Linked DNA regions of Homo sapiens: all the other regions are linked to region 1. A link is a contact called in ENCODE Hi-C or POLR2A ChIA-PET data. All regions are on one chromosome and are shown on one strand. The core of a region is the stretch at or near the end of the contact, and the rest is flanking DNA. Distances in the headings are between cores, read along the strand shown. Region 1 overlaps GRM8 (glutamate metabotropic receptor 8). Region 2 holds the start of ZNF800 (zinc finger protein 800). Region 3 holds the start of GCC1 (GRIP and coiled-coil domain containing 1).

Evidence for each region. Hi-C counts contacts between places; a loop is a spot of excess contacts on that map. ChIA-PET counts read pairs that join two places held with the same protein, here RNA polymerase II (POLR2A). Pooled maps may share reads with other maps.
Region 2: a loop to region 1 is called in a map of mammary epithelial cell, with 19 times the contacts of the local background. The contact joins the promoter of ZNF800 here to the enhancer-like site in region 1. A Hi-C loop is called at or near these places in 1 of 168 maps with a recorded cell type or tissue (mammary epithelial cell), 16 of 37 single-sample maps with no recorded cell type and 10 of 50 pooled maps. POLR2A ChIA-PET finds 5 or more read pairs at or near these places in 1 of 52 experiments (RWPE1).
Region 3: a map of endothelial cell of umbilical vein shows a loop between it and region 1 (15-fold over the local background). The contact joins the promoter of GCC1 here to the enhancer-like site in region 1. A Hi-C loop is called at or near these places in 1 of 168 maps with a recorded cell type or tissue (endothelial cell of umbilical vein), 2 of 37 single-sample maps with no recorded cell type and 5 of 50 pooled maps.

What each region holds. Positions count from the first base shown.
Region 1 is chr7:126,699,340-126,702,809 of GRCh38, reverse strand. The region is part of intron 7 of GRM8 (glutamate metabotropic receptor 8); the gene reads left to right. Among named protein-coding and RNA genes, the nearest start is that of MIR592, 360 kb to the left of the region's middle. RefSeq lists enhancers at 88-137, 1,470-1,789, 866-2,065. Within about 2 kb of position 1,614, at least 5 of the 41 ENCODE cell types and tissues checked have a DNase peak (open chromatin) inside an H3K27ac peak, as active enhancers do; they include endothelial cell of umbilical vein and mammary epithelial cell, where a contact is called at or near this core.
Region 2 is chr7:127,391,400-127,394,650 of GRCh38, reverse strand. ZNF800 (zinc finger protein 800) reads left to right here and starts at 1,943. Exons shown (of 6, transcript NM_176814.5): 1 at 1,943-2,591; 2 at 3,036-3,154. The coding sequence starts at 3,094. RefSeq lists enhancers at 1,144-1,273, 2,014-2,143, 1,988-2,488 and silencers at 1,584-1,983, 2,384-2,783.
Region 3 is chr7:127,583,691-127,586,943 of GRCh38, reverse strand. It overlaps GCC1 (GRIP and coiled-coil domain containing 1), which reads left to right and starts at 1,348. Exons shown (of 2, transcript NM_024523.6): 1 at 1,348-2,793. The coding sequence starts at 1,762. All of the region lies in intron 1 of LOC105375490 (a long non-coding RNA gene), which reads left to right. RefSeq lists enhancers at 1,230-1,279, 1,000-1,999, 2,000-3,000, 2,719-3,253.

The sequences.
Region 1 (3,470 bases), core at 365-2,864:
GAACTTAACATGGTAAGTTAGTGCTTACAATTTTTTAGAAGGTCTTGGGAATAGCTCTTGATGTGGAACTATTCCAGACTCCAAGAACACCACCACAGAACTGGCCCTCTACATCTGCCTCATCAGGAAGCTGGGGAGTTAGAAGACTGCTGTCCCAACTGCTGGCTTCAGGGTTGTACTACTATAACCATGAGTAGGGGATCAGGAAGTGGGGTCAGAACCATTACCTTCAGGAACACATCTTATGTGCTGTCTGACAATAAGGAGACTGGACTTCTGTGCCAGTGAAGTAGACACCTTCTCTGCCACTGCGTCGTCCTTCTACAGTTTAGTTCTGAATCAGTGCTTCGCATGAGTATATCTGGTTGTCTGTGTCTAAATCCAGATCCCTAGCTGCGGAGGAGGATATGAAACATAGCTTTTAGCTTTCCAGTTTCTGGAGTACAAGAAGGTATGCAAAATGAGGTTGAAACAGATGATGGTCTGCCAGAAGGCCTCCCCTCATTACACCTGTCCATCCCATGAAATCCTATTATATCATCCTCTTTATTCCCATAATAGCAGTTATTGTAATCTCTATCCTTTTTAATTTGTTTTTCATTTGTATACTGTGTGAGTCTTCCACTGCTGGACTGTAAGCTCCACAAGGCAAGGGGCTTTCCTCACTTATGCAGGACTTGGCATGTGCGAATGCTAGCACAAATGTGTTGCTGAATTGAGTTGAATAAATGAATAAATAGAGCCTGCTTATTATTTCTATATTCACTAAACGACACTCATTGGTCTCTGACAAGATTCCCTTTTAGTTGGGGTGACCAAATAACTTGTTGTTCAAATAGGGACACTTCGGAGAAAGAAATGGGTAGCATGATTAATAATTATACTAAGACAGAAGGCATGACATGGGGCTGTCTAAAGCAAACCAGGCATATAGTCATTAACTCATTATAATCACTATTCTCTGACAGACTTATCTTCTTAGGTTGCCGAAGAGGGATCCAGATGTCTCTACCCTGGCCAACTCTTTTTACTCCTTCATTTTCCAGTAGTTGGGTAAGAATTTTGGTTGCATGGACTATAACAATAGTTTTATACTTCTTGTAGGATTTCTAAAACTAAAAAAAAATTCTCACAATATTTTACTATCTAGACTATTTGAACTTGATTCTAGATCTTGTAACAAAAATCAAAAGCAGGGTTCTAGTGTATGGTTTTCCAATGTCATTTTAAGTAGGTTACTCAGCAATCACTGGGAGAGTTTACTAGAAACAGATTTTTAAAAACATCTCTCTTGGAGCTACTGATTTCTTTAGAGGAGCTCAAGAATCCATTCCTTGTAAAACTACCAGTGAGTATGGCGCATGGTTAGATTTAAGAACCATGAGATAAGAAGCGTCTGAGCCCTCTTCTATATTTGGTACAAGGATTAATAAGTACTTTTAACATATATAATCATTGGCATTAACTACGATAAAAGCTGTAAATGACTCAGCAGTGGGAACTGACAGGCTACTGTGCTCCAGCGTGCAGGATGTCTGTGTGATGTGATGCATGTGTTTGCAATACAAGGCAGCCCACCCCCAACCTTCCGGGCCTGCAGCTGAGATCAACTGTGACTAACCTGATTCCAAAACTAGCTGACTCATTTCATTGCTTCCTGTTTCTCTTATTATACTTTGAAGTGTTTTCAGTGAAGAGCCTAGCACTCTGCCCAGTGTACTGTAAGTGCTTGGTAATTATTGGTTATATATATATACACACATATATATATACATTTATTAAAAGAAGGAAGGAAGAAAAGAAGGAATGGAAGAGAAGGGGAGAGGGAGGGAAGGAAGGAGGGATCAAGTAATGAGGCAATATGGTAAATATAGTAGAGAAACAAATTTACTGTTCTTTATCAGGATGCAATTTTAGGAATTTAGGATTTAGGAACATAAACACAAAGTATCTTGGGAACAGGACAAAATTATGTCCTCTGTTGTTTCAGATGACTTGTTAAAAACTGAAATTTTGTTGCACTGGTTTTTACACATCTGAGTGCTAAGGTAACTGCTTGTTTGACTGAATGTAACTTAAAAATATATGTAATGGACATTTTTTATTTCTTTAAATGGTGTAACAGGTTGATGTGAGAATGGACCTGCTCAGGGTGAACTAAATTGGGACTGGAGTCCCAATTTATCACCCTCATCAAATTATGTAATTTATTTCTTTCAAAATATTAAACTTTAAAATACAGATTATAATAACATTTATTTTAGGATTATGAGAATATGAGAATCAAGTGAGCTAATGAATGAGAATCATTGTTTTGAGAATCAAGTGAGCTAATGAATGAGAAAGTTCTAGGAAATATTTTAAAGTGAGATTAAAAAAGATTACTTGCCCTTTTCACTGAAACAGGTTTTCTTAAAAATCAATCATTAATAACTAGAATATAGAGGCATGCTGTATTCAAATCTGTTGCAGTCTTCAGCCTTATTTTCATTATATTGAGTTCTTGATTTCTTGATATATTTTGCGTCCAACATGGTTTCTTTCAGATACCAGTATCTGAAAGAGCTTTTTAATGAAATAGATTTTTAATATTCATTCATTGTCTAGATATTGTGAAATTGCTGTTGTTCTATACCAATCTTAGACATAATACAACCTGCAGTTACTGATGTGAAATTGAATGGAGAAACTTCATTCTGTAAAGTTGAATCAGTGATTAAAATAACCCTATGAACTATCTGAACAGTGTGTGTGCCTTGGTTCTGGTTTTCTTCTATCTAATTGTAGTCCCAATATCAGTTAACATCCTCCATCTCCCTGTGCAGTGATGCTTACTTACTCTGAACAGATGTTATAGTGACTGGAAAAAAATCAGTTTATCCATCAATAGACCTAGATCTCATATCTCCTAAAAATGTACTTTCCATCATTCTCTTTTGAGCCAGTATTTATTATTGTCCCAAAAAATGTGCATTGCAACTGGAGAGATGCAGCCAGCTTAGGCAAGCATGCCTCTAGTGGGCTTAGGGCATTTCTGGGCCACTCTGTCTCTTTATCTGGAGGCTGGAAATGATTGTTTGACACACACCAAAGGGAGAACTTCATCAGACACTGAAAATGGTACCTTGTAGCCTGCAAAAAAATACTTCCCATTGCTCCAGGGGTGGAGAAAAGTAAAGATGCAGAAACATAAAAGTCAAAATCAAAATGTAATAGAAAAATGAAAGAGGAAATAGAAGAGGAAGGTGATAAAAATAATGTATGAACTGCTTTTTTATTTAGCAGTCTTATCAAAATCACAGGGGATTTTTTTGTCTGTCAGAGTCTCAAATCCTTAGGCATCTCATGAAATATCATGAATTTTCAATGTGCTTTAAATTTTACATTTTTGAAAGCAAGAGAATTTTCTTACATACTGCATCAGTCCAGCAGATAAAAACTAGCACAACAGAACTCTTATAAACTTATTT
Region 2 (3,251 bases), core at 694-3,193, 690 kb before region 1:
AGGGTTAGAACAATTTAGACTTGCATATTCATTTTTAAGCCTATGATAAATATGTTTATTACATAAAAGTAGGAAAAGATCCTCTGAAAATGCAGAAAATATTTTACCTCACATTTTACCACGCAGAGGTCTCCAGTGTAGATATTTGCATGTTTCTTTCAGTCTTTTTTCACTGCATTTTTTGGAGTGACATTGAGCTTTATTAGTGTATACCATTTTCATATTATTACAGCCTTCTTACTGCGTTTCAAAATTTTTCTGCTTATTAAAGTTTTATATACTTAATTTACAAATTTTGCAAAGTATACAAAAGAATAAAATAAAAATCATTCATAATTGCACTGTTACAGCCCACTGTTAAAATATCACATTTCAAAATACTTCTTTTTTGTTGCTTAAGCATATTCCATACAACTAAATTTTATATAAAATGTGATTTTTATTGGCTGCATAACAAACACTATCACAGAAGTATCATAACTTATTTTACATTAATTTATAAACTGTGGCATTTCATATTTTAGTTTCACGTTGGGTGATGCCTCTTAACTATGGGACAGATATATATGATCATACCACTTATGTGACTAGTTAAAGATCACGTTTCTATCCCTTTCTTGTCATCCCCTAGAATCAAGCTGCTGCAATCCCCGGAGACCTAATGCAAACGCTTCACCTCCTGGACCCAAGCCATCCCGCCCCCCGCCCCCGCCTCTCCCGTAGCTGGGACCACAGGCACGCGCCATCCTGCCCGGCTAATTTTTTTTTATTTGGTTGAGAGGGCGTTTTGCCATGTTGCCAGGCTGGTCTCTAACTCCTGGGCTTAAGCGATCCTCCCGCTTTGACCTCCCGAAGTGCTGGGATTACAAACACCAGCCACTGCGCCTGGCCCAACATTTTTAAAGTAACAAATGTATCAATTTACAAACTTTCCTTTGGATTTTGAAAACTGAACTTTTTCTCTTCTAAACAAAGTCTATCTACTGAACTTCAGTTTTTTCAGGACCCCGCACAATGGCAGCTTAAGTTGGACCAACTGGAAAGGTTTTCAGTGGATCTTGGGGAGGATCGGAGACAAGGCGAATGGGCTTTATTCTCTTAAAATTTCCTGACGGGCGGTGGACACATATTTGCTTGATGTCACCAAGAGCAAGAATTACGTTCCAGGAGCTGGGAGGAAACAACGGAGGCGGCTCTCTCGCCCCCAAGAAGCGGCCCTTGGTTGGCAGAATTTGACAGATGACTGGGATCTTCGAGGATTTTCCAAGCAGGATCGGGGCGCAGAAGAGGAGGGAAAGTGCGTGAGCCCACGTGACCCAACTCCACTTTCAAGTTTGAGAAGCGGAGCTGCCAGGATAAATACCCATCTGCTACCAATAGATGCTTTCCCTCCCTTGGGCCTGATAAAAGAATCCCCAAGTTCCGGGAGGCATGCTTCGAAAATTGTTGGCAGGAAAAAAATGTTCAACTTTTGCCATTTAGCAATGCACTGACAGCCTTTTGGGGATCATCACTACTTATGGCTCATACATCTGCCCACCGCTTCCTAAGTCCTCTCCCAACCCTCCCCGAGTTTCAGTTCCACTGAACAGAGAACAGCGAGAGCAACAGTTTGGTGGCCGAGCAGCCCGTCTCCGTGGGCGCGCACGCCGCATCGCGGGCCTCACACCTCACTTTGGGCTTCGGCTCTCGGTCGGCCCGAGACTCCGGCCGCGGCCCTGGTGTCCCCCGCCCCGGTTCCCTCCCCTCGGACACGGCCCTCGCGCCGGCGGCCCCGGTCCCCTCCCCACCGGCCGCGGCGGGCACAGCGCGTCGCCTACCCACAGGCGGGGGCGCCGGCCGGGCGCATGCGCGCGGCGCTCCCGGGCGTGCCGGCCACACTCCCCCCACCCACTCGGTGAGCTTGTCACTTCCTGCCCTCGCCCCATCTCCGTCCGGGGTCAGTCAGTCGCTCCCTGTCGCTGCCGGAGAGTCTCTGCTTCCCCCTTCCTACGCGCTCCGCGGCGGTAGCTCGGGCTCTCCGGAGGAGGGGGCGACAGAGTAAAAGAGAGGCTGACTTAATAAAGTTTCCTGAAACAACAACTACCACCGAAAAGGCCCAAGGTTGGGGGAGACCCCCATTTTTCTCCGCCCCTCTCCTAAAGCCTGAGGGACCGTTGCAGGTGGAGCGGCGCTGGTGGGACCCGGGTTGCGGCGGCAGCCGTTGCCCCGGCGAGGGAAGCCTCAGGTCCTGCCCGCTCCGGTTCCGGCTCCTTCGGTGGTGGCGGCGGCAGCTGCTGCCGGGCGGTTCCTCCTGTCAACTGCCTCCGCCCGCGCGCCTCCCGCCTAGCCACACAGCGCGGAGGACGCCGTGAGCCGCCGCCGCAGTCGTCTCGGCCCGCGGAGGGACGTGGTGAGCTGTGGCGCTTCCGCGTCAGCGCCGGCGGGGACTCTTTGGGAGCGCGTCGGGCCCGAGTCCGGGTTCCCCCGCGTGGTCAGCGGAGGCTGCGCCAGGTGGGGCCCGCAGCCGCCTCCCACGCCAGGCTGTCCCCGCGGCCGCCCGGCCTGCCTTCCTTCCTTCCGCCCGCCCGCCGGCCCGCCCTAAGAGTTGAGTAAGTTGGGCGCACTTGGTTGTGGGGACGGGGTCTCCGCCAGGGAGACCCCAACGCACGTGCGTAGCGGGAGGGCGCGGCGTGGGCCAGCAGCCGGCGGGAGCGGCACCTCCGTAGTCCCGGAGCCCGGCGGTGCCCGCCGCGCTCTGCGCTCCGTTTCCGCGCGCCCGCCCGGGACGGCGAGGCCGCAGCCGCCCGCGCTGCCGGCCAGGCCTTCGCCCTGCGCTGCGCACCCGAGGCTGCGTTTCCGGGTAGGGCGATGAACCTGTGTGGGGAGTTTGGGCTGCAGGAGGGTTTGTGCGTCTTTCTGTTTTCTTTTCGAGAGGGAGGTGCGGGTCCGTGGAGGGAAAGCGGAGAGCTGATGATGGGAACGTATCTGGAAAATGCAGCCAGTGCCCCCCAGGAAGTTCAGGGCGAGTGACGGGTTTGTGCTTCTTTCAACAGCCACGCCGCAATGAAGAGCTTCTTACAGTGAAAGCAAAGTAGGTCGAGTCCACTGAAAATGCCTTTAAGGGACAAATACTGTCAGACTGACCACCATCATCACGGATGCTGTGAACCAGGTAGACCCCTCTTCGTCCGCAGTTGCTTTGCCCTCCATCAGAGCCACTCTGCCTTCTCTTTTTTTCTAGCTTTTTTTCCTCCTGCCCCAGTAGTCAT
Region 3 (3,253 bases), core at 99-2,598, 880 kb before region 1:
GAGGCTGAAGAGTACATTTTAGAGAGTTCCAATATAATAACAGAACTAGTGTTCACCAAGTTAGGTCAATTCTACATTTAGCTCTTTTATCAGCCTCTTTGCTTCCATCTCTGTTGTCACTACCTTCTGTTCCCCATGACTGAAAGTCTCCTCACAGGTTTCCTGCCCCTTGTTCCCTCCAACATGTCATACAAGTCTTGATGACATCCCACTTTTCAGATTAAAATCCATTAGGGCCTTACTATAACCCAAGATAAAATTTAAATGCCATAAGTTGGGTCCCTACCTATTGTGCCAGCCCCTCTGTTGTCACCTCCTTCACATACCCTAAGCTACTGAATGCTTTCTGGGTGAGTCAAACTCCGATACCCTACAGGTCTTTGCATTTTTTTCCACCTGCCTGGAATGCTAGTTTCCCTGATCTCTGGTTAGGTGGACAATCACGACTCATCCTTCAAATCCCAAAGTATTATTCCCAAGAGCCTTCCATGCCTCACCTAGACAGGCCTCTTTCCTCTTAACTTTCATACCACTTTGAATATACCCAGACATACTGGTGTGATAGCAGGACATATTTGTATGTCTGGTTCCTCACTAGATTGCGAGCTCCCTGAGGGCAAGGTCGTGTCTCTTAATGGTGTTACCATCTGGCACAGCACGTGATACGTTGAGAATCAGACTGATTAGAACTCCTAAACTTACTAGCTGTGTGACCTTGGGCATGTTACGTATAACCTTTCTGCCTCATGTTTTCATATCTGTAAAATAGTGCTAATGAGTATAGTGCTTACAAGAATTACTGTAAAGACTAAATAGCAAAACTCTTGTGAGCTCCTGGTATATAGCTGGCACTCAGGATAGACATGGCTATAGAGTGCCCTCCGTAAATATTTGTGGAATCAACTCAGCAGAACTAAGGAAGGGTACTATTAGGCTGTATGCCTACTAGGTACCAAGCACTGTGCTATAGAGGACTGCAGTTTTCGTGGTCTAAATGGGAGTCTTAATTGTTGCCTTTTAGGGACCATGGGTCCTGAGCTCCCAAATCGTTGGATGCGTCGTTCACCTGGGTGTTTGGTAAGAATGCAGTGCGACGTTGCTCTGTCGCTCGCTGAGCGTAGCCCGAGGTCAAGCTTGGGCGCTCTCACAAAACCGGTGCCACTCTGGTGTCTTCGACTTTGCTGGCTTCGCCTTTCCCAAGCCTGTTTTTTGCCGCTCGCGGCCCCACTGCGTTCTCAACAGGCCGCGCCCACCCACCGGCCGACTTGGCCCCGCCTACCTTGGGCCCACTGGGGGCGGAGCCTGCGGCGCCTCGCTGACGTCACTTCCAGCGGACACGGAAGCGCCGTTGTCGGCAGGCAGCTTTAGTTAGGATGTCGTGATGGGACCGAGCTCAGCGTAACCCTCTGGCCGACGTGGGCCGAGGGGGCCGGCCCGGGCTGCTGTGGCCCAGACGAGCGGAGAGTGCGGAGCGGCTTCTGGGCCAGCGCTAACGAGCCCTGGCAGTGCGCACCTCTGGTGCCAGTGTCGCCCCGCCTCCGGGGTAGAATCCGCCCCAGCCCTCCGGGCCTGGGACCGGGCGGCCGCTTTCGCCAGTCCGTCCGGCCGTTCCGCATTAGGTCCGGGATAACTAGGTGGAGTAGGTGTGCGGCCCGCCGCCGGACAGCCCGCTCGCTGTTTCTTTAAGCCCCCGCCTGCGTCTTCACGGCCCTCTCCCGTTCTGCTGGAAAGCTGACGTGGGGCAATCCGTTCAGACCCTCCATGGAGAAGTTTGGGATGAATTTCGGGGGCGGCCCGAGCAAGAAGGACTTGCTGGAGACTATAGAGACCCAGAAGAAGCAGCTTCTCCAGTACCAGGCACGGCTCAAGGATGTGGTCCGTGCCTATAAAAGCCTGCTGAAGGAGAAAGAGGCATTAGAGGCCAGCATCAAGGTGCTGTCGGTATCCCACGAGGCAGATGTGGGCCTCGCAGGTGTCCAGCTTCCAGGCCTCACCTTTCCTGACTCTGTGGATGACCGGTGCTCCACTCACAGCGAGGATAGCACTGGGACCGCCACTAGCTTGGATACTGCGGCCAGTCTCACCAGCACCAAGGGTGAGTTTGGGGTAGAAGATGACAGACCGGCCCGTGGACCACCACCTCCAAAGTCCGAAGAGGCCAGTTGGTCCGAGAGTGGCGTTAGCAGTAGCAGTGGGGATGGGCCATTTGCAGGTGGGGAGGTGGACAAAAGACTGCACCAGCTGAAGACTCAGTTGGCTACTTTGACCAGTTCTTTGGCTACAGTCACTCAGGAGAAGTCCCGCATGGAGGCTTCTTACTTGGCTGACAAGAAAAAGATGAAACAGGACTTAGAGGATGCCAGTAACAAGGCGGAGGAGGAGAGGGCCCGCCTGGAGGGAGAATTGAAGGGGCTGCAGGAGCAAATAGCAGAAACCAAAGCCCGGCTTATCACGCAGCAGCATGATCGGGCCCAAGAGCAGAGTGACCATGCCTTGATGCTGCGTGAGCTCCAGAAGCTGCTGCAGGAGGAGAGGACCCAGCGCCAGGACTTGGAGCTTAGGTTAGAAGAGACCCGAGAAGCCTTGGCAGGACGAGCATATGCAGCTGAACAGATGGAAGGATTTGAACTGCAGACCAAGCAGCTGACCCGTGAGGTGGAGGAGCTGAAAAGTGAACTGCAGGCCATTCGAGATGAGAAGAATCAGCCAGATCCCCGGCTGCAAGAACTTCAGGAAGAGGCTGCCCGCCTTAAGAGCCATTTCCAGGCTCAGTTACAGCAGGAAATGAGAAAGGTAATTATCCATATCTCTTTCAAACATCAGCCATTGACCTGAAGTGAGAAATATTAGGGTTTTTTTCCTCCTTTGCTAGTTAGAGCTAAGTGTCTATACTGTCATTTTTGATGCCACCTGAGAAGTTCCACTAGTGAACCTGGGAAGTCCTGTTCTATGCGGTGTTGACATATGTGCTTCCAGGAGGATGTGGAGCTTCTCAGTGTAGGCTGGGTTGAAGCCAGACAGCTCTGCACTTCTGGGCATTGGCATCTTACCAGCTGTGCTCTATGAAGCAGTATAGTGGCAGCTGTATAGTAAAAGGTAGCGTGTCTTCTGTTGGTATGTGCCTCTAGGAAGAGTGGCCGAAGGCAAAGGGGATTTTCTCAGAAGTAACCTCTTGTCATTGCCTTTACTCAAGATGTGCCTGTTCTGGAGAAGTGCTATTTTCCAGAACAGGTATTGAAAGGGTGCCTCCTTT